Regions from separate parts of the Homo sapiens genome. Here all the other regions are linked to region 4. The links are chromatin contacts, found by Hi-C or POLR2A ChIA-PET in ENCODE. All regions are on one chromosome and are shown on one strand. The core of a region is the stretch at or near the end of the contact, and the rest is flanking DNA. Distances in the headings are between cores, read along the strand shown. Region 1 holds the start of MNDA (myeloid cell nuclear differentiation antigen). Region 2 overlaps ADAMTS4 (ADAM metallopeptidase with thrombospondin type 1 motif 4). Region 3 overlaps LOC124904443 (a long non-coding RNA gene). Region 4 holds the start of TAGLN2 (transgelin 2). Region 5 holds the start of CD1C (CD1c molecule).

Region 1 (4,478 bases), core at 65-2,564, 1.1 Mb before region 4:
TTCCACAACACGTGGGAATTATGGGAGCTACAAGATGGGATTTGGGTGGGAACACAGAGCCAAACCATATCAGGGCAGAAAGCTGTCCTGAAACATGGTAACTCCTGTCGTGAGCTCTTTTGGTTCCCAAACACTGAAGTGGGGCACCTGATAAGGTTTCCTTGTGTTCCTCTTTACCCTTTACCTTAAGACCTGCTCGAAGCATCAGCATAAGAGAGAAACTGAAACAATGAACACCCACATGTGTTAGTGGCTGTCATTCTAGATCCTCTTGGTTTTTTCTGATTTACCCTGCTTTAGTGGGGTTTAGACAGTTTCCAAATCCAAACTTTAACTCTCTCTATGCTGCTGGTTTGGATTAAGACAATCAGCTTTATTCTTCTCTGTAGATGGCCTTGGATCATTTTCCCCTATTAGCTGTTTTGGGATCCTTTTCCAGTCATGACCACATTTTGCTTACAGATCAGCTAGTTGGTAACCACAGCACTGTCTGCTAACTGATACCATTCATTTGACAATTCAGAGTTATGATACTTTGTAGTGCACCCACTGTTCTTCACAGGAAAAAAAAATTGCAGTACAAAGGGTTTATCAGGCCCCCTATCATTCCAGAGTTTCAGTGCTGTTCCAGAATGTTCAAGGTTTCAGTCATGATATGAACCAACTATCCATAAATAATGCAAAAAGCATGAGTAATCATGAATTTAATAATCAAGGTAAGGCAGCTCAGTTATTATACTCAAGAGAGCAACTAGTATGAAACTCTTTCAAATTATTTGAATAAGGATTTACATATTCATAATGACTTTCTGCCTCTGTCAAGCTCCAGGTGTATCAGTTATTAATAACTGGGTGAATATGTAGGTACTATTTAAACAAAAACAATTTCACAGTAGACCCACCCCTATCCAAGAGATGAAGTCAAGTTCTGGTAGCAATAGACATCTCTACCAAGATCTCCTGCTCCTGCCACTCTGTGAACAGGAAAGGAGGGAGAAACTTTGGTGTTTTGCCTTTCCCAATTTATATTAAGATCCTTATTCAAGCGGCTACCGGTTTCTAATGACCTATATGTAAGTTAGCTTTATAAGAAAGTTCTGAGTTTGAAACTCCTTTCAGCAAGTATTTGTAAGTCAAAAAAGCGAAGAAGAGGCACCATTTACTGTCATTTCTCCTTGTGACTGAGATTACTTACTACAAAGAGGAACTGACCACTTTCTCTGACATCTGAAATAGAAAGCTACAAAGGCTGATAGGCGTGGCTTCAAAATTGTTTCATGATTACATAACTTCTTTCTAGTTAGGAATTAGGACAGTGTAAGAAGGCCATCTACAATCAAGATTGAGAGTGGCTCTAACAAGTGCCATTTTTCCTTGTTAGCTTTCATTTCTCAGCCCTTTACAAGATTAAAATAGTCTGCAGTTTAATCTCTCCAAAGCTTTACGGACAGTGATTCTGTCCTAAACAAGACAGTGACTCCAGGATTTCTGAAGACTATTGTGGAAGAAGCATCCATTAAGGTGAGATTTCTGGGAAGTTCTTTAGAGAAAGATCTAGGTATCTAGTTGGTAACCACACCATCTCAGTAGAGAATAATTGCCTGAGACCAGAAGTGTTGTTATCAATCATATTCAGAAAACTGAGAACTGAATGCTTTAACTGTCTAGGTAGCAAATGGATATCTTTTATTCTACCACAATTGGGGTATGAACCAAAAAAATGTATTTTGTCTACAGCAGGTTTTAAAAATTAATTCTTGGGTGTCTTTTGGCATAAATTGATATTTAGAGGAGATACTTGGTTTTCTTGGCTGGAGGATGACTTGGTGACTGGGTTTGGGCCTAAGTTAAAAGACAAGACAGTCAGATAAGAAAATTATTATGAAGTAATATTTAGTAAAAAATAAACCAGGATATAAATCTCTATTATATGATTTTATCTCTATTTTAAAAAGCATAGACATGTGCACACATTAATTTCTCAATTTTACAAGCATTTACTCAAAAATAATCTTTACATTTTCATGAATCAGTTTCATTTTATGCTTCATTTTACAACAAGTGTAAGAAGAAATAATTCTCTTTTTCAAATGGTCTATGCTTTACTCAGTCATAGATAACATTTTTTGTGGCAAGGTATAATGAAAAGACAGGGAGAATCAATTATATATTTCCTACTTTGGGATACATTTTGACTTTTTTATGGCTTTGTACATATGAATGTTTTCTAATTACTCCATGAGTACTTGAGAAGAGTTTATAAACGTTGGATTCCAAATTCTATTTAAGTAAGATAAAGTTTCTTAAGTAAGCTTGTTAATTATGTTTGAAAAATCTAAATCTAAATCTAAGCTATTTTTTACCTTGTTCTTTCAGTAACTGAGAGATGTGGTGAAATCTCCAACTCTAATAGTGATTTTGTTAATTTCTCATTGTAGTTCTTTTGATTTCTACCATATATTTTTACATAGAATATGTATATCTAAGTATATATGTTATGTGTGTGTTTAGAGAGAAGAAAAAACTTCTATATGCTACTTTATAAAGTAATAACAGATTATATTTATAATATAATTTAAATTATTATATCTTTTTCCAAGTTGCATACTTTACCATTATGTAGTGAAACTATGTACTGATACTTATTGACTTAAGCCTATTTTAAGCTACACTATTTTTCCTAAAAAGTCTTTCTTTAAGTTAGAGTTTGAAGAATATAACTTTTCCAGCTCTTTCTCAAACTTAAGTGAACTTATGCTTTATTTGTACTTTGTCAACAACATATGACTGGATTTATTTTTAATCCAAATTGAAAATTTTTCCTCCTAGTTGATGAGTTTAGTCCAGATATGCAAATTCTATAAAGGTATATATTTTAACTTGGTTTTGCCATCTTACTTTGTTTCAATTTATAGCACTTATTCTGTGCTTTCTTCTTCTCCTTTCTTGTCAAGTTTCTTATTTTTAAAAAATCTATATTCTCCTTAAAGACAAGCCCCTTAGCAAACTCTCACATCTTCTGGTCCCCCAAACATACAACTTCACCTGTTAAGAGTATGTTCATATAGTTCCTGTTTTCTTTTATTTGACTCTGGCTTTACTTATTTTTAAGATAGTAAAAACACTAATTAAAGTATTTGCTTGATCTTTCTTCCCTTTTGGCCTCCAACATTTCTTAGATTTATTTCTTTTCATAATGAGTAGTTCTTCACAAAGAGCTGTGGGTATGGATATTTTCACTGCCAAGCTTCTGAAAGCTTTGAATATAATAATTGTTTTCTTTTAATTGTGTTAAGAAACATGTAACATAAAATGTGTCATCTTAATCAGCTTCAAGTGTACAGTTCAGTAGTATTAAATACATTCATATTGTTGTGCAACCAACCTCCAGAACGCCTTTGCATCTTGCAAAACTAAAACTCTAACCGTTAACCAACAATTTCACCATTCCCCTTTCCTCCAGAGCTTGGCAAACATCATTCTACCTTCTTTCCCCATAAATTTAAAAACTCTAACTCTTCATATATGTTTAATCATACAGTAAGCGTGTGCTTTTTGTGACTGGCTTTTTTCATTTCATGTTCTCAAAGTTCATTCATGTTGTATTGTATCATGTGTCAGAATATTCTTTCTTCCTAGGGTAGAATAATATTCCATTTCATGTATTTACCATAAAATACGTAAGAAACCATATTTCTTTTTATTCATTCATCCATTGAAGGACACTTGTAATACTTTCACATTTTTCTGTTGTGATTAATGCTGCAATGAACATATATGTACATGCATTTATTTGAGATCACACTTTCACTTATTTTGGGAATATATCTAGAAGTGAAATTACTGAATCATATGGTAATGTTATTTTTAATTTTAAGAGTAAGAATCATATTTTTTTCATAGCATCTGAACCATTTTACATTCCTACCAATGATGTACAAGGTTTCCCTTTTTTACTCATCCTCACCAACACTGGTTATTTTCTGTAGTTATTTTTTTGACAGTACCAAAAAACATCATCCTAGGAGCTCCGATGTTTTGTGCATGTATGTTTTTAATTGTTATATCTCATTGTGGTTTTTATGGGTTTGATTTGTATTTTTCTAAAGATTATTGCCGTTGAGCATACTCATATGTGCTTATTGGCCATTTGTATAGCACCTTTGAAGAAATGTCTATTCAAGTCCTTTATCAATTTTTTTTTTTTTTTTTTTGAGACGGAGTTTCGCCCTGTCGCCCAGGCTGGAGTGCAGTGGCGCGATCTCGACTCACTGCAAGCTCCGCCTCCCGGGTTCACGCCATTCTCCTGCCTCAGCCTCCCATGTAGCTGGGACTACAGACACGCGCCACCATGCCCGGCTAATTTTTGTATTTTTAGTAGAGAAGGGGTTTCACCGTGTTTATCAATTTTTATCACACTGTTTGGATTCTGTTGTTGTTGGAGTTGATTTGTAGGAGTTGGCTGTATATTCTGGATA
Region 2 (4,562 bases), core at 867-3,366, 1.3 Mb after region 4:
CCAGGTTTCATCATGTCCCCCAGGCTGGTCTTGAACTTCTGGCCTCAAGTGATCCTCCCACCTTGGCCTCCCAAAGTGCTGGGACTACAGGTATGGGTCACTGTGCCCAGCCTTACTGCTCACTTCTAGAAGGAGAGACAGGCACCTCCTCCAGAAACACTTCTGTGGCCTCATATTCTGTGCTAGGTGCCCCTCCTTGATCATGGCACCTATCACAGAAGTCTGAAATTTTTGTCCTACTTGACTGTCTCAGCCACCAGATTGTGAACTCTGAGGATTAGGACCATGTCTTTCCTTTTATCATCCCTTCAATGTAAGCCAGAACTTTTTGCACAAATTTACAAAATGGCCCTTAGATCTGACCTAGACAGTTCCTTGATATAACTGTTTTCTCACGTGAATGCAGGGGTTAGAAGTCAGGGAGCAGACAAAGGAAGAGATATAAGGAAAGGAGAACTGGCCTTTATTGACCACTTACTAAAAGCCAGACACAGTGCCAAACATTTACATCATCATATTCTTAAGTCTGGACCTCTCTATAAGGCAGGTAATAGTACAAACGTTTTGTAGGTAAGGAAACTGAGGTTTACAGAGATCAAGTAATTAAGGTTGCATCATTACAGGTAAGTAAGTAGCAAGGCTTAGATTCAATTTGACTCCAAAAATCCATGTCCTTTCCACATGCTGTGGAATGTTTACAATGTTTACAACCCATTGGCTTATTTATTGAACAAATAAATGGGATAAACAGTCAATTCTCAATGCACGATTAGGTCAATTAATATCTTTTACTCTTCAGATCCATTTTCAGGTGAAAATTCTTACATTTTCCGCTCCCTACTACTTATTTGCATCTATATTATCAACAGAATGTGTTGGCCAGGCACCCTGGCTCACACCTGTAATCCCAGCACTTTGGGAGGCCGAGGCAGGCAGATCACTTGAGCCCGGGAGTTCAAGACCAGCCTGGGCAACATGGAAAACCCCGTCTCTATACTAAAAATACAAAAAATTAGCTGGGCATGGTGGTGCATACCTGTAATCCCAGCTACTTGGCAGGCTGAGGCAGGAGAATCACTTGAACCTGGGAGGTGGAGGTTGCAGTGAGCCGAGATCACGCCATTGCACTCTAGCCTGGGTGACAGAATGAGAATCTGTCTTAAGAAAAAAAAGAAGAAAAAGAAAGGCAGGGGGGGAGGGGGGAGGGATAGCATTAGGAGATATACCTAATGCTAAATGATGAGTTAATGGGTGCAGCACACCAGCATGGCACATGTATACATATGTAACTAACCTGCACATTGTGCACATGTACCCTAAAACTTAAAGTATAATAATAATAAAATAAATTTTAAAAAAAAGAGAGAATGTGCTAGTGTGTCTCTGTGAAGTTGGATGTGTGTTATGTCAATGTGTCACTGTTGGTGTGGGTGTATGGTGCCTGTTTGTTGTGCCAAGACTGTGAGGGATACTTAATCTACTTCCTCCCCTCCCTTTCCTTCCTAATGCTACTTAAGTACCCTGGGTCTGTCCCCATGTAAGATCCTGCCTGGGGAAGTTGTTCAGTGTTGTTGCTCCCCCGCCTTCCCTGACCCCCCTCTTTCTGAGCATTTTTAGCACTCGTGGTTTCCTCCAGCTGTCATCTGGTTTCTCGTGGTGCCAATGATTTTGGCTTGGCCCCAGCAACAGTCAATGGGGAAGGTACTCAATTGGTTCAGAAACATCCTCTCAGCCAATAAAATGTTAATACATTGAAATCCACTTTCTTCTCCCTTCCTCCCCCACAAGCCCTGACCAATGAGATGCTAGTTTTGTCACTTACTGCCAATCTGGTATTTTAGAAAACAAAATACTGTAATACTGTATGAAGATTACAGAAATGAGACTAGAGATGGAAGAGAAGTGTAAATGCCGATTCCACAGCACACTCCAGGAACCCTGGCTGTCCCACCTCCATTACAAAAATAGTGGCTGGACAAATGTCCAGATTTCCTCTGTTTGAACCACAGAAGCAGAGAATCTCAGGGGCAGAAGGGACTTTAGGAAATTGGCCCAACTTATTGCTTCAACTTCCTCCCCCACCTCAAACACATACTCATGCACAACACTTGCCATCTCATAAAATGGTTGTCCAAACTCTTCTTGAACTTCTCTAGGGACAGGGTTCTAATCCCTTGTCATTCAATGCCTTTTCTTTTTCCATTTCCTCTTTTCATCTCCAGGACCAGATACTTGAATTGTTTCAGTGCCTCCTTACTTCCTGTTATTACTGTTTCTGTTCCTCCTTATATATCTACACCCCAGCTCAGGCCCACGAGGGCAATAAGTAGGCAGATGGGAAACAGAGCTCACTGTGGCTCTTACAGGGAGATATGTGCCCCCCCACAATCCCATCCCTAGCAAGAACTTGTTGGACTCCTATTAGGTAAAGCCTACCTACAATCTGGGTCTTGGAGGTGTGGTAAGGCAGAGACCATTCCAGAAAAGGGTCAGGCCTTGCCTGGGATTGAGGGCTGAGATGCCCATCACTTCTCTTCGATGAGCTAGCTCTCTCTGCCCCTCTTTCACTCTAGCTCCTGCTTACTTACCCAATCACAGAGGTGGCCCCTAAGCTCAGTCTCATTTTCAGAAAAACTTACTTATGCCAGTGAGAACCCTACTTGGTGAGCGAAGGGCTTTCTCTTAAAATAACAGGCAGAAAAGTGATTTAAAAGTGAATCTACACCTGTAGTCCAAGCTACTTAGGAGGCTGAGGTGGGAGGATTACTCGAGCCCAGGAGTTCAAGGCTGTAGTAAGTTATGATGGTGCCACTGCACTCCAACCTGAGCCACAGAGCGAGACTGTCTCAAAAGAAAAGGCCAGGCATGGTGGTTCACACTGGTCATCCCAACACTTTGGGAGATCGAGGTGGGAAGATCCCTTGAGGCCAGGAGTTCAAGACCAGCCTGGGCAATATGATAAGACCTCGTCTCAACCAAAAAAAAAAGTAAATTAGCTGGGTGTGGTAGCTCGTGCCTGTAGTCCTAGGTACTCAGGAGGTTGAGGTGGGAGGGTTGCTTGAGCCTGAGAGTTCAAGGCTGCAGTGAGCCAAGATCACACCACTGTACTCCTGCCTGGTCAACAAAGGGAGACCCTATCTCAAAAAAAAAAGTGTATCTCCATGAACATTAAAGGAAAGTGAGAAGGGCTATCATGATGACCTGTTCTCCAGGGCCCAGCCCAAGGTAGCCCTCCATAACCCTCATAGTCCATTCAGTTCAGGGCTCATTAGGCTCTTATCTTCTAGTCCCTTTTACTGTCCCATTGCTTCTGTTTGCGGGGAAGGTGGAGTGGGAGCAGTATACAACCTCCCCTGCCCAGAATGCAGTGTGAACCCCTTTAGGACAGTCGTATATATTGTTTGTATTTGTACCTTACATCTACTTATCACAGAACTCTGCTCATTGTACCATCAACTCATAGTATCAAGGTCCATAAACATACTATCTGTGGTCTCATTTTGCAAACTAGATGAAACGAGTAAAGATCACTATTGTCTTGTCTCCATCTTCTTCAGCCTGGTTAGTAGGAGGACCACAGGAAGGGCCAGGGGGCCAAGCCTAGCAGGGAGAACCGTGTTTACTGGAGAGAAGAGAGTGTGGGCAGTCTTTTCTCATTGCTGCAGAGGAAGCAGGCGCTGTGCTGGCTGGTGTAGAGTACAGGGTGCTGTATAAGGCACTGCCTGGTACAGAACTTGATTAGCAAAGCCCAGATCCAGTAAGCATAGCACATATAACCACTACAACCTCCATGGCCTGCCTCAACCCCATAGTCCCAGCTTCACATTCCAAGCAGTATTTGGCATCCCAGCTAGGGGCTGCTATGGCAGAGTGAAGTGCCTTTGGTTCCCCCATTCTTCACTCTTCCACCTCAACCTCAGGGTCTTCTTTACCTATAGTTTCTCCCACAACCCCACATCCAGTACCTTCCCCAATCCCTAGCAGTCCTGCGTCTGCCTCTCAAAACTCCAAATTCTTGCAGGGTCTACCTACCACCCTTGCCCATCCCTGTTCCATCCATGACACATAGAGGACTGCCCAAGTTCTTTTTTTTTTTTTTTTTTTTTTTGAGATGGAGTCTCACTCTATCGCCCAGACTGGAGTGCAATGGCGCAATTTCGGCTCACTGCAACCTCCACCTCCCAGGTTCAAGCGATCCTCCTGCCTCAGCCTCATGAGTAGCTGGGACTATAGGCGCTTGCCACCACACCTGGCTAATTTTTTGTATTTTTTTTTTAGTAGAGATGGGGTTTCACCATGTTGGCCTGGCTGGTTTTGAACCTCAGCCTCCCAAAGTGCTGAGATTACAGGTGTGAGCCACCATGCCTGGCCCTTTTTTTTTTTTTTTTTTTTTTTTTGAGTTGGTGTTTTGGTCTCTCACCCAGGCTGGAGTATAGTGGCATGATTGTAGCTCACCATAGCCTCGAAATCGTGGGCTCAAGCAGTCCTCCTATTTTAGCCTCCCAAGTAGCTGGGACTACAGGTGCCACCACGCCCGGCTAATTTTTCAATCTTTTTTTTTT
Region 3 (4,476 bases), core at 1,430-3,929, 1.5 Mb after region 4:
AGACGGGGTTTCATTATGTTGGCCAGACTGGTCTCAAATCCTGACCTCGTGATCCACCCGACTCGGCCTCCCAAAGTGCTGGGATTACAGGCATGAGCCACAGCACCCGGCTGGTCAAATGAGCTCTTAAAATTTTTTTTTTGTGCCTTAGTTTACCTTTTACATATGTGAATGAGCAACTCCAAATGATTCCAGCCCCAAGCTTTTAAGTCATCTCAGGCTTCCAAGTCTTCTCAGCTGAAGTCTCAGTGATTCTGAAGCAGAGACAAGTCATCCCCACTATACCCTTTCCGAATTCTTGACCCACAGAATCCATGACATAATAAACTGGTTGCTGTTTTGTACCAGTAAGTTTGGAGTGGTTTGTTACACACCAATAGGTAATTGGAACACTCCCTTATCTTCCCCGAGGTAGCATCTTGGTGAAGGTGGAGCAACCAATGACCTAGAGGTAGCAGAAAACGGAGGCAACCTCAGGTCCCTGTGGCTGGACTCTGGCACCCTAATGCTCTCCGATGTGTTGGACTGGCCTTGTCCCTGGGTACCCTGTGCTGAGCAAGGTGCAGCTTTTTTCTGCTGGGCCTTTTGGAGTATCATCCTAACATGAACTTCTCAAGTCCGTGGTCTCATACCATTCTATTTGCCTCTAGTTGCCAAGTCCCTGCCCAGTGGGCTTCCTTGTCTTATTCCCAGACTTCTACAAAAGACATTTATTCTTGTCTATGTATCTTCCCTTAGAAGGAGATGGGAGTCAAATCTGTTCAAAATCCATTCCTCTCTCCATACCCCCAACTCCTGATAGGGCTGGGTGAAGTTCTCACCACCTACTCCTAAGGGTTTTTATTTATTTATTTATATTTATATTTATATTTTTTTTGAGACAGAGTGTCGCACCCAGGTTGGAGTACAGTGGTGTGATATCGGCTCACTGCCAGCTCCGCCTCCCCTCCCGGGTTCATGCCATTCTCCTGGCTCAGCCTCCCGAATAGCTGGGACTACAGGCGAACGCCACCATGCCTAGCTAATTTTTAATATTTTTAGTAGATACGGGGTTTCACCGTGTTAGCCGGGATGGTCTCGATCTCCTGACCTCGTGATCCGCCCGCCTCGGCTTCCCAAAGTGCTGGGATTACAGGCGTGAGCCACGGTGCCCGGCCTCCTAAGGGTTTTAAAATCCATTCCTGGCCGGGCGCGGTGCTCAGGCCTGTAATCCTAGCACTTTCAGAGGCCCAGGTGAGCGGATCATGAGGTCAGGAGTTCGAGACCAGCCTGACCAACATGGTGAAACCCGTCTCTACCAAAAATACAAAAATTAGCCGGGTGTGGTGGCGTGCGCCTGTAATCCCAGCTACTCTGGAAGCTGAGGCAGGAGAATCTCTTGAACCCGGGAGGGGAGGCGGAGGTTGCAGTGAGCCGAGATAGCACCACTGCACTCCAGCCTGGGCGACAGAGCCAGACTCCGTCTCAAAAATAAAATAAAAATAAATAAATAAAATCCTTTCCCTCAGGAGCAGGAGGCTTAGATTCCTTCCAGCACTGGCCTTGCCTTCAGGGTTTCACTGGTATATTTGGGGAGTGTTCTGCAAGGGGTGTAAAAGTGAGCAGCTGCATTTGTTCAAGGCAGCAGGAAGTACTGCTGGGACCCCAAACCCAGCCTCCTGCAGTTTCCTCACTGCCTCACCTTGTGGCCAGAAGAAGCTAGGCAATCCACCCCTTCCATGGTAGGGCCGGGGCTCATGTTCCTTTATTTGGTTCGAACCTCAGTTTACCTCTCCAAGGACTCCAAGATAAAAGCACATTCTTTGTAGGACTGGTTTCAAGTGATGCACCAGTGTAAAAAGGGATTTGCGGGCAATCAGTATAAATGATTTGGGTTTGGATTTAGCTCCGTCACTTAATATAAGGGGATCTTGGGCATGTCTCTACAATTTTATTTCTTCATCTGTAATATCTTGATAATGGTTACTTCATAAGATTATTAAAAGGATTAGATGACACTGTAAATTACTTAGCCTTACAGAAAGTAAATGTAAAGCAGGCCACGCACGGTGGTGGCTCACGCCTTAATTCCAGCACTTTGGGAGGCCGAGGCGGGTGGATCACCTGAGGTCGGGAGTTCCAGACCAGCCTGACCAACACGGAGAAACCCCCATCTCTACTAAAAATACAAAATTAGCTGGGCGTGGTGGCACATGCCTGAAATCCCAGCTACTCGGGAGGCTGAGCCAGGAGAATCGCTTGCACCTGGGAGGCGGAGGTTGCAGTGAGCGGAGATCGCGCCATTGCACTCCAGGCTGGGCAACAAGAGCCAAGAGCCAAACTCCGTCTCAAAAAAAAAAGTAAATGTAAAGCAAAAGTTAGTTACGATTAGAAAAATGCATATTAACAAATTAAAGACTCCGCAAGCTATTTAATTAAAGAGAATTGCTTAATTCTGTCGGACCCCAAATTTTCCTGCTTGACAAATTCACAGAACCCTTTCAAACGAAACACCAATAATTAGGATTAGGGTGGAGACGGAGGAGCTGGAGTGAACGGGACTTGGCTGGAACACGTCCACGCACGAGTATGAGGTGAGGTATGCAGGTCAATGGGAACGCCACTCCCCTCGGGAAGGACACGGCACAGTCTTTTCGTCCTCCTGGGGCTGAACCCGGGACGTCAACACGAGGCTAACGGGACAGCTGTTTCTCCGCTCCCTCGTCACAGCCCGCGCGTGCTCCGCTCCGCTTCCCTTCAACCGACGTATTGCCAGTACCGTCTCCGTCTTGTCCAGCCCCCGCTGTCGGGAACTGAGAGCACCCTTTCCCAGACTTCCGGTCTTGACTCATTGCTGACGGGAAAGCTCCGGACCTCTGCGAGCCGTGGGGCGGGGCGCGGCGAGAGGAGGGGCGGGGCTCACGAGTGACGAAGGGCAGAAGGGCGGGGCGGGACGAGAGGAGGGGAGGGGCGAGCGGAGGGGAGGGACGAGAGGAGGGGCGGGACGAGAGGGGGGCGGGACGAGAGGAGGGGCGGGGCTCACGAGTGACGCAGGGCAGAAGGGCGGGGCGCAAGAGAGACTGAGAGCACTACGCGGGTGAGAGGAGGGGCGGGGCGTGGGAGTGACGGGGCGTGGGAGTGACTGGGCGCGGAGAGGCCGGAGCCGGAGGCGAGGCGAGGCGTGAGAGTGAATGAGGGAGGAGGGCTGTGAGGGGCTGGAGCGCCCCTGGGTGTCCTTGAGATTGCGGGAAATTCGGGTCACTTTTTCCCCAGGCCTCAGGCCTGCCGCGTCGAATTTGGGGTCTTCGCTAGGCCTGCAAGGTTGGCCGACGTTCAGGATCGGTGCCCAGGAGATGGGCTGCCTTCTCTGGGGCTGGGCAAGGGACTCTGCCTGGCAGCGCGCCTGGACCGGGGCGGGAGCACAGGGCTGGATGCGGGGCACCTCGGCGTGATTCGCGGCGGCAAGTCTCTTTTGCATCCCTACCCTGAGTTCCCCCATTCTCTTTCCCCGAAGCAACCACTGTTAGGGTTTTTGCGTGCCCTTCCTAGATGATCTCCAGTCGTCCCTCGGTATCCGCAGGCAGATTAGCTCCAGGACAGCAAGCACCCCATACTAAAATCTGCGGATGCTGAAGTCCCTCCTATAAAATGGCATAGTATTTACCTACAACTACGCACATCCTCCCACACACTTTAAATCAGCTATGGATTACTTGTAATACCTAATACAATGTAGTTATACTGTGTTGTTTGTATTTGCATTATTTTTATTGTTATTTTTCCTAATATTTTGGGAACCCGCTCGTGTGGGAGGTTCCCATACATGTATATATATTAATATGCATAAATATATTTCCTCCATTTTCCCCTTACTCAAAAACCCCACACTACACACTACTCTTCACCCATCTTTTCAGTTAGCAGTAAGTCTTGAATCTGTCCAAGAGCAGGATGACATGCAAAATGAGTGATTTAAAACTCTTTCTACAGCTGGGCTTTAAAGTACTTCCAGCTTTTTACTACTGTTTTGGCAGAGGGCTCACCTATGGGAATTAAAAGATGAATTTCCAGCCTGGGCATATAATAAGACTTGTCACTACAAAATAAAATAAAATTAGCTGGGTGTGGTGGCAGTCGCCTGTGGTCGCAGCTACTCAGGAGGCTGAGGTGGGAGAATCCCTTGAGCCTGGAACGTCGAGGCTGCAGGTTCAAGTGATTCTCCTGCCTCAGCCTCCCTAGTAGCTGGGATTACAGTGTGCACCACTACGCCTGGCTAATTTTTGTATGTTTAGTAGAGACAGGGTTTCACCATGTTGGCCAGGCTGTTCTCAGACTCCTGACCTCAGGTGATCTGCCGGCCTCGGCCTCCCAAAGTGCTGGGATTACAGGCTTGAGCCACTGTGCCTGGCCCGAAGTGGGGAGTTTTTATGCAGCTGGAGAGTAAAGGAGGGGGAGTTTCAGAGACCTGAGGGGAAAAGTCTATGTTTCTTCAGTCTC
Region 4 (4,030 bases), core at 1,420-3,919:
CCAGACCCACCACTGGGTGGAAAGTGGATGCTGAGGAACCCCCTCCACCGCCCAACGCTGGGGCCTGGACACAGCTGGCAGGGTCACGGCCTCCAGCTGCAGTGTATCTGCTCCACTCTGGGGCCATTGCCCTCAAGCTCTGAGGTGCCAGAGCCATAGGGCGGGGTCCTGAGAAGGGGCAGTTCCAACCAGGCCAGGCCTGGTCAGCAGCTGTTTCTCTTCCCCACCCCCACGGGCAGGCAGAAGCTGATGGGCTGCGGCTGCTGGAGCTGGGAAGGCCCACCCTAGGGACACCCAGGGGACCTGCCCCTGCCTTCCCTCAAACATAAAGAAAACAGTAAGCAAGTTGCCTACCAGGGTGAGAAGAGATATGCCCAGCTGGAAGACAGGTGTGGGGGACCCCCAGAGCTGGGGACCCCAAAGGAAGGTGACAGCTGAACAACCTGGGGGATGGACTGGCAGGGAGCAACCTAAACCCTAGCGCTACTGCAGCTGTGAGAACAACCCTCACCCTCACCCTGGAGTTACAATAGGCGGGAAACGGGGAGGGGCCACGCAAGGCACTCGGCCCCACCCAGACCCTGGGCTGGAAGCTTACCTCACCAAAGCCAAAGCCAAAGAAAAGGCGGACATGGGTGGGGGCAGGGAGGACTTCAGGGTTCTTGGCTAGGGTGTTTAATTGGGAAGACAAAGGGACTCTCCATCCACCGTGCAGATGGAACACAGGAGAACTTCCCAACTCAGATTTGGGACAGGGAGTGTTCTCAAAGAGCAGCACAGTGAGGGCACCAGCCCACAGAGCGAGGTGCCACAGCCAGCAGCAAGGATGGGGGGCGGCCCACAATTAAGGGAACCACCGTAGGGCAGCCCCTCACCACCGAGAGTCAGGAGCAGAAGAGAAAGCTGAGGCTACACAAACAGGAAGCTCCAAAGCTTGCGTGGGAGGAGGGGATGAGGTGGGGGCCGTTGCCATGGCTTCTGTGTACCAAACAGTGTTGGAGGCTGGGTGGGGGCTCCGGGCAGAAACACCCTGTCAACACAGACGTTGTGGTGAGCAGGCTGTGAGCACGGGAGCAGAAGTGGGATCGTCTCAGCAGTGCTCGGGTGTAGCCAGGTGCAAGAGATTATTCCAGGAGACAGCTATAGTGGGGATGGACAGCGTGTGGGGGAAGATAGGAAATGACCCGTGTTGGGGTGAAGAAGAGGACTCAGGAAGTAGTTGTTCAGGAGAAGAAATCCCCTGGGAAGGGAAAGTGTTCTGAGCTAGAGAACCCACAGCTGAAAATTCTGGAGGGAGAAGGGATGGAATGAAGAAAGGATTAGGGGCCAATCCCGGGGTGGGGGACAGGGGCAGAGGCCTTGGGGTGAGGGAGGGAGTTGCGGTTGGACAAAACCTATTTGTTGGTTCTGGAATGGTAGGGCCCTACTGGGCCCGCCCTGCCTTGGCCTCCTCTGCAGTTGTAGGTCTGCCCCTTGTAGTGGGGAGGAGAAACTGGGAGGGGGCTAGAGATAGAGAGCCATTGCTGTCTGGTGCTTTGAAGTCAATGAGAACACTGGGGGAGCCCCGTCCCAGCCGCAGGTCTTCTACATCGAATCCCACACTCCATCCCCACTCTCACCCCGTTTCTCTCTGCCCCACAGATACCAACTGCTCACAGATCTCCCAGGACACCGGCTTCAGGTAGCCCCAGGAGGCACAGGGCGCGGGGGGAGGCGGCAGTCCACCTCCGGTCCTGCAGGTCCGGCCTCCCAGCCGCCGCCCCCCACCCCCACGACCACACCCTGGGCCGTTACAACAGATGAGTCACCCACCGCCCTCCCGCCGCTGGGGTGACGCAGTGGTCTGGGCAGCCCGCCCGTCCGCCCGCGGCCACCACCGGCTTTCCCAGCAGCAGGGGGCACCCGGTGGGGGCAGCGGCGCTCGGGCAGGGTAAAAGCAGCCACCACCACCCCCACAACCTCACACAGGGCACCCCGGGGCGCAGTCAGGGCTGCAGCACCCAGACCCCCGAGGTCAGGGGACCGTCATAGAGATGACTGGAGCTTCACAGAAGGTCACCGTGCGACCCATGCAGAGCCCCCTAGCCCCAGCCCGTGACCTCAAGTCCCCAGAATAGCAAGCTAGCAGGAACAGGAATGAAAAGGGCGGCCTCGGGGACTCAGAGGGCACGCAGTGCTCACACGTGCTCCTGGAACCAGGAAGTGAAGGGTCGCGCGGGAAAGCCCAGGAGCACGAGCTGGCCCAGGGCCGGCGCCACGACCCGGGGTCACTCGGGGCCAGCCAGCTAAAGTCCGACGCCCTTTTTTCCCCTCGCCCCAGTGAGGACTCAGCGATGGAGCCCGCGGGTGGGGCTCAGTCCCTGAGTCCCTGCTCCAGACGGACGCCCTGTCTATGCATGGGCTAACCTCGCCTGACCTCATCGTCCAACAATGTCGGGTCAGGGCTTGGGGACAGGACCTGACAGCACGGGGCGGGGTAAAGTAGTCACCGGACCCTTGCCTGGTACCAGCCCTTGATCCCCGAGCTCGCTGGAGCAAGTTCAAAGCGCTGGCTTCTTGCTTTCTACACAGCACGCACATGTCCCCGACCCCCGTACCCCCGACCTGCTCACCGTTCAAGCGGGCTGGAGAGCGGCGCACTGACTCAAGGCAAGGGCTGCAGCTGCAAGTGGTGCGCCCTGCCCAGCCGGGGATTTTCAGGAGGGTCCCGCCTCAGACGGGGCGGACCCGGGGCGGGGCAAGGGCCAAGAAGGTTTAAAGGCGCCGCAGCGCAGAAGGAGGGAGGACTGCTTGAGACAGAGGGACAGTAGACCAGAGCAAGGGTTAAAGGTTCGGGGAGTCTGAATCTACAAAGGCGGCTGCAGTGGTCTCCACCCGTGAGTACCTCAGCCTCCACCGAGAGCCCGTAGACTTGTGCCCCAGTAGGAAACTTTCTGCCTAGAAAGTTAGCTAAACACTGTGGGCGTGTTTATGTAGGAAGAAGCCTCCTAGTTTAGAGGCTGGCAAGGTAAAAGGAGGCACAGGAAGGCCTTCCCCCGACCCCAACTGACTAGTGTGTGACAGGACTGGGACTTGCAGGCCGGGACAGCACCCCCACGTGATCTTGCTCACCTCTTACTTCAAGCCTGGGCAGGGACTAACAGTGAGGTCACTCTGCCCAGGGCCCTAGGGGTGTTTTCGGTGTTGGGACCCAGGGCTCAGACCTGTCTTCTCCCTGCCTTTCATCTCCTTTTCTATGACCTGGTATCTCTTCCTAAATCCTGGAGGGATCAGAGGGGGAGACCTCAGCGCGAGGAGGCTGGCTGGGGTTCTTTTGTCTCTGAGGGTGGAGGACAGCACAGTTCAGGGGTGGAGAAAGAGCCCCCCATCCTTTCAGGCTTCAGTTGAATAGAGTCCCCCGGGGTGGAGTTCTGCACACATGATAGAGTCCTCCCTTGAACCTGAGATTCCAGGATGTCAATATCCAGTCCTGTCCAACCTTTCTATTATTCTCTGTTCCCTCCCCGAGTCCTACACAGCCCTATATTCCAGTCCCACTGATTGTCAAGCATTCTCACTCTTCTGTGCCTTTACAAAGGCTATTCCTCTGCCTAGGACAGTTTCCCTTCCTTGACTGGCTCCCCACCTGCTCTACCCTTTACCTGCTGTGTGACTGTTGTGCATTCTATGCTTGAGTTCCCTGGTCTATAGAACAGAGCTAATAGTACTACCTAATTCATAGAATTGTAGAGAACTAAACAGTCCACCTATAGGGCTTAGAGCAGTGCCTGGCACATAGTGAATACTATTATTACCACCATCTATCTGTGAGGGTCCTGAGGACTCCCCCCCAATATGTGGCATTTGTCCCAGCACACGATATTAGCGTTCACTAAAGGTGGCCTTGAATGCAACATCTTCCTTTGTGCTACAATAACCAACACATAGCTTTATCACGGAACTTATCATACGGTAACTATTTCTTTGTCCGCCTCACTGACTAGAAAGAACTCCTCAAGGGCAAAGGCGTGCTTCCAGAGCTTTGTATTTT
Region 5 (4,225 bases), core at 1,562-4,061, 1.6 Mb before region 4:
GGCAATCAGCTGGGTGGCTTAAACAACAGGAAGTTATTCTCTCACAGCTCTAGAGGCTAGAAGTTCAAAGTCTCCATCTGGAAGACTCAGTTTCTAGTGAAGGTTCTCTTCCTGGTTTATACAGACAACTGCCTTCTCACTATGAGCTCATATGGCCTTTCCATGGTGGGTGCACACACACACACACACACAGAGACAGAGAGCGACAGGGAGAGACAGAGAGACAGAGAAGGAAAGTGGAAGGGCACTCCAGTGTCTCTTCTTATAAGGACACTAAGCCTATTGGATCAGGGTCTTACCGTTTAGACATGAGATTGACATTACTTCTTAGAGGCCCCATTTCCAAATATAATCACACTGAGAGTTAGGGATTCAACATGTGATTTTTTTTTTCTTTGGGAGGGTACACAAACTTTCAGTCCATAACAATGAGAAGGCCACTCCATTTAGGGTCCAGTATGAGCAAGATCACTTGGATTACACACTTAAAGCAAATTATCTAGTGGCACTATCAGAAGTCAAGATTGACCATTAGATCCATCTATCTCATGTTATTTTCAACTTGTTTGCTTCTGAATTCAAGAGGGCAAAAAGGATGATACTTACTGGGTTTTATAATATTATCCAATATAGCTAGGTTATGTTGCAGTTATAAATAAACTTTAGAACTTGGAGGCTTAACACAATGAAGTTTATTTCTCATGCAGTTAAACTGCATGTAGATCAGGCTGCTCTTCTCCATCTCATAGTCTTGCCATTTAGAAATTTGACTGCCAAGTTGGTACCACAGGGTAAGATGATCAGATGTGATATTTTCAGTGGTCAGGACTGGAGCTGGCTAATGCTTCCAACACCACACATTCCATTGCCCAGAACTCAGTCCATGACCTTAACCCAACTATTAGGAAATAGGACAGTTGCATCTTTCCTGTAGGAACATGGAAAAAAATGTGAATAAACACATAATGTGGTATCTACTATTGTTTTCTAAAACCACAAACCAAGTATTTGCCATTAACAGCACAAGATGAGCAAAGATAACACCTAGTGCTTATGAATGATTTGGGTAGGATTTGAACTGGGTATTGCTCTTAAAGATATTATAGTTCATAGAAATTGCCACATATCTGTGGCCATGATAGGAAGAGCTCATTGAGAATGACTTCTGGCCTCACTATTAACGTTGACAAACCTAAGAAATAGTGTATATATCAAAGTATCATGTTGTACACAGTAAATACATAGAATAAATATAAATTTAAAACAGAAACAATGTTACAAATGGGATTTTCCTTTTTAAGGCACGGTCTTGCTCTGTTACCCAGGCTGGAGTACAGTGACATGAACATGGCTCACTACAGCCCTGACTTTCAGGGCTCAAAAGATCTTCCTGCCTCTGCCTCCCATTTAGCTGGGACTACAGGCATGTGCCACCACATTTGGCCAACTTTTTAATTTTTTTATCGAGATGAGGTCTAACTTTGTTGCCCAGGCTGGTCTCAAACTCCTGGGCTCAAGTGATCTTCCCACCTTGGTCTCCCAAAGTGCTGGGATTACAGGCATGAGTCATTGTGCCTAGCACAAATTCATGCCCAGATTTTAAGTGACTGCTCCAATGCATTCAGTGAATAATTAATATGATTTAAGAAACACTATAATAATAAATGTATTTCCTGGATCTCAAAAAAACTGTGTTCATGTATTTACACATATTAACCAGCCAGGGTCACTGATAAGTCACTGAATACTTCATATAAACTACTTAAATCAAACATTGACAAATGCTGCCCTTTTTATACAATGTGTTTTGGTCAGATCACAAAACAACTTAAATTTGGATTTTTGTGGTCTCCCCATGTATGAGTCCTCTTGAAAAGCTGCATGTTCTGACTATCACAATCGTATACCATTCCACACTGTACAGAATTTTCAGTATTTAGTTGAGATGCATGCTGTTCTTCCAGGACTTCAAATTATGAACTTCCCAGGGGGTTAGTCAGTCAAAATGCTGCTCTAGAGAATATAGTTCTAAGTAGATTTGTATCTGGGATTCTATACATTGAAATTAAAATCACAATGCATTTTAATTTTTTGTTTAAACATCTGCAGTTTAAAACTCTTTGATAGAAGAGATTACATTGTTAACCTCTGTGTGTTTATATGCCTAGTAAGACACTGGTATCAACCATGTACTATGTAATTTTTTAGTGAATGACTATACAGATTAAATGCAGTAGAAGGGCTTCTTTATATTTGTTATGGTCCTATGCATTCTGAATGGCTGCAATTTAATCTCTAAGGATAATGTAGAGTGGACTGTAGTTTATATAATTGTGCAGGGAAATCTTGGAAGATGTAAAAAGCAACGTCTCCAATTTATAAAAGAATCAGTGAGAATGAGGAAATAAGAAAGATGGGTGAAAAGAGGTGAAATTGGAAAGAGAAAACTTTGAGGACATTCAAAAGGGGGAAAGAAAGAATGGAGTGATGAGAAGAGGGGACACTATGGAGAGTGGAGGCAAAGTTAAGTGGAGAAACTGGAAGAACTGTGATCTATTAAAACAAGCAGGAACTGAAAAAATGACATGGTTTCTCCTTTTTATCTTACAAATGACATGCAAAATCCAGAGGGACAAAATGACCTTTCTTTCAATGCCATACACCACTTTGTCTAAGGCAGTTGAGGAAGGGAAGTAGATATAATGGAGCTTAGTGGCAGAGCAGCTGGAATCCTGAGAGAAGAGAATAACTTTAGTTCAGAGCAGGTGGGGAAATGAGAGATTGAGTAGGAGGACCAAGGTTGAGGGAAGCAGATCTTCTTAGTTGCTGTCAGCGGCTGATGGGGAAGATTGTTGGTAGAAGGAAGTCAGAATATAGGTACAGAGGGATAAGTTTGCTAAGAACAGAGATCAGCAAACAGCTTTTCTGAGAGAAAGAAACATCTGCAAATGACATGCTGTTTCTGCAGTTTCTGCTGCTAGCTCTTCTTCTCCCAGGTGGTGACAATGCAGACGGTAAGAACATCGCTGTCAGCTGCAAGGTTACATGTATCTGGGTAGAGTGTGCTGGGCTTTCCCGAGATGGATCAATAGAGATGCCAGAATGCTTGCCATCTGAGCATACCTGTCTCCAGGTCCAGTTTACTCTTTTGGAGGATGGTGGCAGAGCATGGGCTCTGTGTAAGGAAAATGTTATAGCTAAAGTAGTCATTAATGTTTCTCTGTGGTAACTGGTTCAATTTCCATTTCCTCTCCATTTTCCGTTAAAACAATCAGGGCCCAGGAAAATGATGTGGTTTCTCCTTTTTATGTTACAAATGACACGCAAGGTCCAGAGGGATGAAGCAACCTTTCAATGCCACGCACCACTTTGTCTAAGGCAGTTGAGGAAGGGAAGTAGATAAGATGGAGCTTAGTGGGAGAGCAGCTAAAATCCTAAGGGAAGAGAGTAACTTTAGTTCAGAGCAGATGGGGAAATGAGAGATTGAGTAGGAGGCCTAAGGTTAAGGGAAGCAGATTGTCTTAGTTGCTGTCAGTGGCTGATGGGGAAGATTGTCTGTTGGTAGAAGGAAGTCAGAATATAGATGTAGAGGGATAAGTTTGCTAAGAACAGAGATCAGCAAATGGCTTTTCTGAGAGAAGGAAACAACTGCAAATGACATGCTGTTTCTGTAGTTTCCGCTGCTAGTTCTTCTCCTCCCCGGTGGTGACAATGCAGATAGTATGAACATCTCTGTCAGCTGCAAGGTTACATGTATCTGGGTTGAGCATGATGGGCTTTCCCAAGATGGATCAATGAAGAAGCCAGAATGGTTGCCATTTGAGCATACCTCTCTCCAGGTCCAGTTTACTCTTTTAGAGGATGGTGGCAGAGCATGGGGCTCTGTGTAAGGAAAATGGTATAGCTAAAGTAGTCATTAATGTTTCTCTGTGGTAACTGGTTCACCTTCCATTTTCTCTCCATTTTCCTTGCCTCTCTTTTTTTTTTTTTCCTTACACTACTTGCCCTTCTTCCACCAAAAGCATCCCAGGAACACGTCTCCTTCCATGTCATCCAGATCTTCTCATTTGTCAACCAATCCTGGGCACGAGGTCAGGGCTCAGGATGGCTGGACGAGTTGCAGACTCATGGCTGGGACAGTGAATCAGGCACAATAATTTTCCTGCATAACTGGTCCAAGGGCAACTTCAGCAATGAAGAGTTGTCAGACCTAGAGTTGTTATTT

The links. A loop is a pair of places that touch in the nucleus more often than their neighbours do. ChIA-PET counts read pairs that join two places held with the same protein, here RNA polymerase II (POLR2A). Pooled maps may share reads with other maps.
Region 1: a loop to region 4 is called in a pooled map, with 10 times the contacts of the local background. The contact joins the promoter of MNDA here to the promoter of TAGLN2 in region 4. A Hi-C loop is called at or near these places in 3 of 37 single-sample maps with no recorded cell type and 4 of 50 pooled maps.
Region 2: a loop to region 4 is called in a pooled map, with 11 times the contacts of the local background. The contact joins the enhancer-like site here to the promoter of TAGLN2 in region 4. A Hi-C loop is called at or near these places in 2 of 37 single-sample maps with no recorded cell type and 5 of 50 pooled maps. POLR2A ChIA-PET finds 5 or more read pairs at or near these places in 1 of 52 experiments (activated T-cell).
Region 3: a map of ovary shows a loop between it and region 4 (6-fold over the local background). The contact joins the enhancer-like site here to the promoter of TAGLN2 in region 4. A Hi-C loop is called at or near these places in 6 of 168 maps with a recorded cell type or tissue (CD4-positive, alpha-beta T cell, CD8-positive, alpha-beta T cell, ascending aorta and 2 more), 1 of 37 single-sample maps with no recorded cell type and 17 of 50 pooled maps.
Region 5: a map with no recorded cell type shows a loop between it and region 4 (10-fold over the local background). The contact joins the promoter of CD1C here to the promoter of TAGLN2 in region 4. A Hi-C loop is called at or near these places in 7 of 37 single-sample maps with no recorded cell type and 4 of 50 pooled maps. POLR2A ChIA-PET finds 5 or more read pairs at or near these places in 1 of 52 experiments (OCI-LY7).

What each region holds. Positions count from the first base shown.
Region 1 is chr1:158,830,037-158,834,514 of GRCh38, forward strand. It overlaps MNDA (myeloid cell nuclear differentiation antigen), which reads left to right and starts at 1,315. Exons shown (of 7, transcript NM_002432.3): 1 at 1,315-1,521. It also overlaps a transcript of OR6N1 not described here.
Region 2 is chr1:161,183,860-161,188,421 of GRCh38, forward strand. ADAMTS4 (ADAM metallopeptidase with thrombospondin type 1 motif 4) reads right to left here. Exons shown (of 9, transcript NM_005099.6): 9 at 443-4,562. Among named protein-coding and RNA genes, the nearest start is that of B4GALT3, 8.6 kb to the left of the region's middle. RefSeq lists enhancers at 890-1,089, 1,860-1,909. Within about 2 kb of position 2,117, at least 19 of the 41 ENCODE cell types and tissues checked have a DNase peak (open chromatin) inside an H3K27ac peak, as active enhancers do.
Region 3 is chr1:161,387,157-161,391,632 of GRCh38, forward strand. It overlaps LOC124904443 (a long non-coding RNA gene), which reads left to right. Exons shown (of 2, transcript XR_007066693.1): 2 at 1-351. Among named protein-coding and RNA genes, the nearest start is that of TRV-CAC1-1, 10 kb to the right of the region's middle. RefSeq lists an enhancer at 2,526-2,725 and a silencer at 2,906-3,125. Within about 2 kb of position 2,680, at least 34 of the 41 ENCODE cell types and tissues checked have a DNase peak (open chromatin) inside an H3K27ac peak, as active enhancers do; they include ascending aorta and ovary, where a contact is called at or near this core.
Region 4 is chr1:159,922,838-159,926,867 of GRCh38, forward strand. It overlaps TAGLN2 (transgelin 2), which reads right to left and starts at 2,670. Exons shown (of 5, transcript NM_003564.3): 1 at 2,613-2,670. It overlaps LOC124904437 (a long non-coding RNA gene), which reads left to right and starts at 1,041. Exons shown (of 2, transcript XR_007066683.1): 1 at 1,041-1,114; 2 at 1,642-4,030. RefSeq lists enhancers at 111-290, 691-790, 801-960, 1,100-2,299, 1,772-2,348 and a silencer at 1,631-2,040.
Region 5 is chr1:158,287,112-158,291,336 of GRCh38, forward strand. CD1C (CD1c molecule) reads left to right here and starts at 2,812. Exons shown (of 6, transcript NM_001765.3): 1 at 2,812-3,014; 2 at 4,023-4,225. The coding sequence starts at 2,954. It also overlaps a transcript of CD1B not described here.